Regions from separate parts of the Mus musculus genome. Here regions 1 and 2 are each linked to region 3. Evidence: chromatin loops called from intact Hi-C (ENCODE). Cell type or tissue: heart. All regions are shown on one strand.

Region 1 (2,500 bases), 75 kb before region 3:
TCTAGGGAGGTTTAACTACTGCAGCTCAGCCTGCTGGGTAAGATCAGATGTGGAGAGGAAGGGAAGGAAGGGAAGACCCATGCTGACTGTGGGCCGTACCATCCCCTGCGATGGGGGCTTGCACTCAATAAACTGAGCTGATGATTGCCAGCACTCTATGCGTCCTGCCTGCAGCTGCACTGTGACCAGCTGCCTCATGTCCTCCCCATCAAGGTGGACTGTGCCCTCCAACATGAGGCAGATAAAGCACCCTTCCTTCCTTAACCAACCCAGTGTGTTAGCTGTACAAGTGCCCCACATGTGAGGCAAGGTGGCCACCTCAAGAACCAATGAATGAAGACACGCTGGAAGGCAGGCTTGTCAGGGTGACAGTCACCAGCCGTTCTCTGAGAGTGCATTTCTAAGGACAGTGTAGTACACAGTGCTTGCAAAGTACTCAAATGTGCTCTGGCCTTGTTAGCCTCAGCAGCCCATCCACTAGGCTATCTGTACGTGACTATCACCCAGCAGCCCATCCACTGGGCTATCTGTACGTGACTATCATCATCCCAGCAGCCCATCCACTGGGCTATCTGTACGTGACTATCACCCAGCAGCCCATCCACTGGGCTATTTGTATGTGACTATCATCATCCTAGCAGCCCATCCACAGGGCTATCTGTATATGACTATCATCATCCCAGCAGCTCATCCACTGGGCTATCTGTATGTGACTATCATCATCCTAGCAGCCCATCCACTGGGCTATCTGTACGTGACTATCATCATCCTAGCAGCCCATCCACTGGGCTATTTGTATGTGACTATCATCATCCTAGCAGCCCATCCACAGGGCTAGCCATCCCTTGGGAGGAAGAGGAAAGGGGATCAGAAGGGAGGAGTCATCCGCAACCACACAGTGAGTTTGAAGCTGGCTATGGGAGGCATGGTCTCAGAAGGGTAACAACGGACCACCGACCAGAGATGTGGTTCAATGGGTATAGACACTTGCTACTAAGCCTGATGACCTGAATTTGATCTCTGGGACCCACATGGTGGAGAAAATGGACTACTGTAAGTTGTTCTTACATAGGTATACCCATGCATACCCATGTATACCTATGTACACATACATATACCTATGCACACACAAACACACATGTATACCCATGCACACACATGCATACCCATATACACATATGTAGACTGTGCATACACATATATACACACATGTAGACCCATGCACACACATGTATACCTATGTGCGTGCATGCACACATACACATGCACACGCATGCGTGTGCACACACACACACACACACAAAACAAAGAATAATGAAGCAGCAAAGACCCGGGCTCCCTACTGGGAGTAAAGACCACAGCACTTCATCCTCTGAGCTGTTATGCTGCTGTAATTTTCTGGACCAGTGACACATGACTGGGCGTGTGGCTGTGCCTGACTCACTGCAACGCCCTTCCTCTTCCGTCAGCACGCACCACAAGGAAGGTGGTGTCCCTGTGACACTGAGATCTCTTTCCTGTTTCCACAGGAGCGCAGCTCAGTAAATCCCGAGTGACGCACACACCAATGGATTACACGCCACAGGCTCTGGCCTCTTTCACCATCCCTTCAGCTTTGCTCCGGGCACATCTGCCTAGCCGTGGCCATGTGAGTTTGCCATGTCAAGCTCACCAAACTGAGGCTCCTGGGCAAGTGACAGAGGCTCTCACAGGAAGCAAACATCAAACTGAAAGCTAGCATACACAGCGGACAGACGGCAGAGTGCCGGAGGAGGAGTGGAGGGAGGTAGCTGGAGGGCAGCCTTCAGAACACGGGTGGGGGGACTGCACACAGCAGGAAGGAGGAGAAAGGCAGGGCAGCTGGTAGGGCCTCAGGACTGACAGCGGGCATGGAGCTTTGGGCGTTACTGAGATAGCCTGGGCTCCCACACACATGGGTGTCCATGTGATCAAGGAATAAATGGGGCCTGGGGAACACAGCAGGGAGGGGTGGCACCAAGAAACATTGGCACATCAGAGACTTGGAGCTGCCTCATGTCTGAGAAGCAGAAGAGACTCAAACTTCCCAGTGGAAAACAAGAAGCAGGAGATCCACAGTAGAAGTTAAGATGCAGGCACCTCGACCACGAGACCTGCGGTGCCTTCCAACAGGAGGTGGGCGCCTACGTCCCTTGCATGTAACTTGGCCTTGTGATTTGCTGTGGACAACAAGATGCAGAGGAAGTGATGCTGGACTCAGGGTCTAGCCTCTGACTTCCCTCCACAGTGCTTGGTTCCATCCTGTCTCACCTGAGAGTCCTGTGCTGAGAGGCTGGAGACCGGTGAGACGGCAGGCATGCCTGGTATGACTGTGTGACCCAAGCTACAGTCCCGGGGGCCCTCAGATTCTCCCGAGGACACCGTGTGTACAAGGCCAGTGACTCCAGATAGGCTTGGGGTCACCTGCATTCCCAGTGCTTGCAAGGTGGGAGCATGAGCATCAGGGATCAGAAGGGTCTAG
Region 2 (2,500 bases), 270 kb before region 3:
AGGAAAACCATGTTAGTTTAGCACATGTTCATTTTCTGATTCCCAGCATCCACATAGCACTCATGACTGTGGGTAACTCCAGTCTAGAGGCCCTGATGGCACCCTCTCCTGGGCTCAGTGGGCACTGCATATGTGTGGGAGCACACACACACACACACACACACACACACACACACACATACACACAGAAGACAAAACAAGGGGGGCTGGTGAGATGGCTCAGTGGGTAAGAGCACCCGACTGCTCTTCCGAAGGTCCAAAGTTCAAATCCCAGCAACCACATGGTGGCTCACAACCATCCGTAACGAGATCTGACGCCCTCTTCTGGAGTGTCTGAAGACAGCTACAGTGTACTTACATATAATAAATAAATAAATAAAAATCTTTAAAAAAAAAAAAAAAAAAAAAAAAAAAAGAAGACAAAACAGGGCCGGTTGCTAATGTAGCATGACCACCTGGAGCTGGTGGAGCCTACATTCTAACTAGGGTCAGCTGCCTGAGGTTGACATCCAAGGGCATGGGGCAAAATACTTTGTTTGACCATGGAAAGCACTTGCCAGAGGGCAGGGGCTAGGCTCATGGGTAGGGCTTGCCTAGTAAGCACAAGGCCCTGGGCTCTGTTTCTAGCTCTGCATGAACCAAGTGTGGTTGCACATGCGTGTAATCCCAGTACTGAGGAGGTAGAGGCAGGAAGATCAGAAGTTACTTAGTGAATTCAAGGTTAGCCTAAGTTACATGAGACCCTCCCTGTCTCTTAATAAACTAAAATAGTTGAAAAAGTGAATTTTATTTGTGTTGTTTTTTGTGTAGCCCTGGCTGTCCTGGGAACTCTCCTTATAGACCAGGCTGGTCTTGAACTCACAGAGATCCACCTGCTTCTGCCTACTGTGTGTGGATAACCGGTCTCTAATATTCTGGAATGCATTTGTCTTACTCTTGGGTGGCCACTTGCTTTCCAGTGATGTGGCAGACGTGTAATCAACTCCAAACCTCTGATGGAAATGAGTCGCCCCAGAGAGTGCCTGGGATCCTGACTGACCAGGGATCCAGGATCACTTATATGGGGACCATACATTGGAAGTGGGCTCTGGGCACTGTGCATCAAACAATACCGACACATAGAGGGGACGACAGGTACAGTTAGGAAGAGCAAGTATTTGTCAAGTACAACGGTTAGACCACAGATGGACAACACGGAGAGGCCCGTGTGCAGCGGAGGAGGGAACCGGGTGACTGAAGGCTCTGGACTCATGGTGTTCACTTCAGAACCAGGGAATGTTCTAACTTAGGAAAGGTCCTGTGTCTAGCCAAAAAAAAAAAAAAAAAAAAAAGGCGGGGGGTAGGTGCGGCCTGGGAGGAAGGTGGGGTAGTGGCAAGGGAGGGTAGCCCTGCCCTAGCGTGCCCTCTGTCCCCAGCACGCACCCTGCCGGGAAGCCCTGGGGTCGCAGCTACTCGGGCGGCCCTGCCCAGAATAGCTTTCCTTCCGGGCAGGGCTGCCCGGCCCGCAGCGCCAGCTCCCGAAATAGGGCCCCGCGTGTTGGGCGGCGAGGGCGGGAGGGGCCGTCCCTGCTCACAGGCACACTAAGCCGCTGGGACCCTGGCACCCAACAGGGACCTGGGTGCAAGGACCAAGAAGGGGCTGCAGGCAGAAGCCAAGACCCAGGCTCGGAGATGGCGAGGCGCGGACTAGCATGGAGGAGCGAGGGCTGGCATCGCACTCTGGGTTGAGAAGGCGGAGACCCGGGTGCAGGGACCACGGAGGAGTCAGTAGAGACCCGAGATCGGGATTCCCGGCGCGGGGCCAGCCTCCAGGCGGGTGGGGCGGGCGCTGACCTCACAGCCTGCGAGGAAGTCGGGGCTGGCCTGGCTGATGGAAGGCCTGAGGAATTCGCAGCTGGCGGCCCGGTCGGGTGTGAACGCGTTCCCTTCTGCTCCCAACGTGGCGAGGCAATGGAGCAACAGCTTAGCAGTTGCCATGGCCACGGACCTAGGCTGTGGGACCAGCGGCCGCCCAGGCGGGCATTGGGAGATCCCCTGGGTCCTGTGGGATTCTGTATCCACACACGGTGCCGTGTGTTACAGGGTTGTAATCCCAACCCTTGGGAGGTAAAGACACCCCCTGATTAGGAATTAAGCTCATCACCTAATAGTGAGTTCGAGGCCAGGCTGGGCTACATGAGACCTGTCTCAAAAAGCAAAACAGGATGGGCAAGGTGGTGCATATCTTTCATCCCAGCTCTTCAGAGGCAGATGGATCTCTATATGAGTTCGAGACCAGCCAGGCATACATAGTGAGTTCCAAGACCCAGTGAGGCCCTGTCTAAACAAAACAAAACAGGACCAGAGAGCTAGCTTAGGGGTAAACTACCTTGGTACATATAAGCTTGCCAACCTGAGTTCAATTCCTGGGAGCCACTTAACAGAAAACTGAAGTCACAGTGTCATTCTCTGAACCTCCAGATGCAGGAGACAGCGCTTGCTCGTGCAAGCATCCCTCATA
Region 3 (2,500 bases):
AAATTAGCACAGTGGCACTAAGGGTCACTTTTTCCTGTCTTATGTCTGTCACTGATTAATTGTCAAATTCTACCACAGCATAAAACAGTACCAACAGGGTCAAGTGTACCAAGCACTGTGTTCAAAGGTGCCTTCCAGAGAAGAAGACTCCAGGACAGAGGAGGAGATATTGCTGAGACCCTAAAGCCTGCTCCTGTCCCCTTGACAAGCCTCTCTGGCACCTGGACACCCATGGGGTTCTCATGGCTGGCCAGAACAAGCGTGCATGAGGTAGAATTATAACACTTTTATTATCAAAATGAAGAGTCAACATTAACAAGTTGTCAAAACAAACACAGCCTAATGCATGCCTTTGACAATGTTATATGTTGCCTGTCCCGTCCCCCCACCCCCCCTTCTTCAGGTTCTTACTTGTCTAGGCTGGCTTTGAACTTGCAACCGAGGAAGTTCAATTCCTAAGTGTTAGGATTACAAGGGTGTGTCACCATGATATCTCTTGTCTTATTTTATTTTTTCTAAGAAGGGAAACTGACATTTGCAGGAAAAATGAAGACACAGAAAAGGTATAATGTTGTAAAACCAACAAAGATTGATCTTATTCCTTTGTTAAGAAAATCTAGTATCAGTGCCATCAAGTGTCCCAGAGTGAGCACGGTATGGCTCAGGTTCCCTGCCACAATGCTCTCAGAGAAGACCCACTGTCCTCCTGGAGTGCAGTGGTGTCTTAGCATTGAGAAGTCTCACAGCTAAAGCGACTCTCTGGAGGCAATGACATAAGGCCCAGTCGACCTCAGCCCAGAGCTGTTAGAATGTACATCTTGCATCTTCATTGACATGTTACTGATGCCAGGGAGACACTTTCCTCCACGGCAGAGAACACACAGTATGATCCACAGGGAGGAATGATAAAGCTAATGCTGAATCAATCTTCACAGCACACTTCAATGTGGCTACTGTAGCACCTTTAAATATCTTTTGAGTGAAGAGAACAAAAAATTTACTTTAATTAATTAACGAAAAAGTTTAAAAAATAAACTTAAAAAAAAAAAAAAACCCGCTTGTATCCGGAGACTGGTCTATGCTGCCCTCTGCTGGCTAAATGAATACACTGTTGCTCGCCATGGCTGTTAAGTTACCTTTGAAAGTGTGTTTGGTGCAACCCTAATGTAGGAAATACATTTTGTGATTATGTGGCAACTTTCAGCTTCACTCTCCCTTAGGGTTTTTCTTCCCTCTTGATGCTTTGAGACTGGAACTCACTTTGTAGTCTTGGATTGTCTCACATTCATTATGTAGACCTCTGCCTTCCAATGCTGGCACAGGCTTACACCACTATGCCAGCATCCCTCTGTCCAGCAAGCCTTCCCTTGCCCAGGGTAACTACAGTCAAGTGTGTACTGAATGCTCCGCTCAGATTTGGCCAACACTGCGGAACCTTTATGAGCCATTCTGTCTGGCACTTTGTCCCCAAGTGTTAAGTATGGGGTTTACTGAAGGACACAGGGTGGCAGCTGGAACAGATGACCACAAAGCAGCTAAGAACGGAGTTCTGAGGCTGAAGAACTCCAAGCTCAGAGGAAGAATAAAAAAAAATTCCCCCGTGGGAATAGTGGAGAAATTGGAGAAGGAAAGAAAAATGCCTTTTGAGAAAACCAAGAACTTGGTGGCATCGTCTGGCATTTACTTTAGAGGTGACCTAGAAATAACAAATGCTACACAGAAGTCACCATCTCAAAAGATATAACCTTTGGGGTGAGGAAGCCCCATCTGAGATGGAGGACAGTTTCAGACAGAGCTGCGCAGCACAGGAGTCCCCTCAAGAGCCAGCACGCCTGGCTCCTACTCCCACTCTCCTCGTTACTCCACTCTTTGAAAACAACTGTGTGCCCAGTCACACCAAAGCTCATTCTCTTCCCAGGCAAGGAACCTACTCCAGAGAGTGGACTACAAGAAGCAGGGATGGAGAAAAGGCAAACAGGAGTCCTATCAGGAAACTGATCCATCACACTGCCGGATGGTCTGGCAAGATCTGTTAGCTAAGAGACCAGAGCCTTCAGTCTTGAGAATCCACCCAGTGAAATTTAAATACATGGATGAGTTCGCAAAGTAATAGAGAGATATTTCTGCAGGACTACTTGATCTCTCTGAGCTATTTGACTGAGGCAGAATAGGCATTCTCTAGTCATCTCATCCTCACCATCATCATCTCTAATTCAAGATGAAGTATGCTTAGGGGTGAAGGAGGTGACAGCCATCTGCCCTGGCCCTTCTTTGAGCACCCTCCCACCTTGCTCTCCTCTGCACCTCACCCCTCCCACATACTCCCCCTGTACCTCACCCCTCCCACCATGCTCTCTCTTGTACCTCATCCCATGGTACCACATAGGAACAGTTTGCCTAAACTCTGAAACTCCTAAATGGCAGCTCCTTGCTACCAAAGCTTCACAGGCTAGCAGTGGTGGCCTTTAATTCCAGTACTCGGGCAAAGACGGGTGGATCT

What was found. Peaks named below come from ENCODE experiments on the same cell type or tissue, not always from the same donor. Only the 100,000 strongest peaks of a DNase experiment are listed, where the experiment ranks them.
Region 1: it touches region 3 in a loop (2.7-fold over the local background); 7 of 42 quality-filtered maps call a loop at or near these places.
Region 2: it touches region 3 in a loop (2.0-fold over the local background); 3 of 42 quality-filtered maps call a loop at or near these places.

Annotation. Positions count from the first base shown.
Region 1 is chr11:118,144,432-118,146,931 of GRCm38, forward strand. No RefSeq gene overlaps it. Among named protein-coding and RNA genes, the nearest start is that of Gm38514, 7.9 kb to the left of the region's middle. In heart, no CTCF peak of the experiment used is centred here; DNase peaks (open chromatin) are centred at 850 and 1,490; H3K27ac peaks cover 1,009 bases.
Region 2 is chr11:117,948,044-117,950,543 of GRCm38, forward strand. No RefSeq gene overlaps it. Among named protein-coding and RNA genes, the nearest start is that of Socs3, 20 kb to the right of the region's middle. In heart, a CTCF peak has its summit at 1,434; DNase peaks (open chromatin) are centred at 1,578 and 1,888; H3K4me3 peaks cover 1,020 bases; H3K27ac peaks cover 1,017 bases.
Region 3 is chr11:118,219,676-118,222,175 of GRCm38, forward strand. All of the region lies in intron 1 of Cyth1 (cytohesin 1), which reads right to left. Among named protein-coding and RNA genes, the nearest start is that of Cyth1, 28 kb to the right of the region's middle. In heart, a CTCF peak has its summit at 1,101 (motif pointing left); a DNase peak (open chromatin) is centred at 1,416.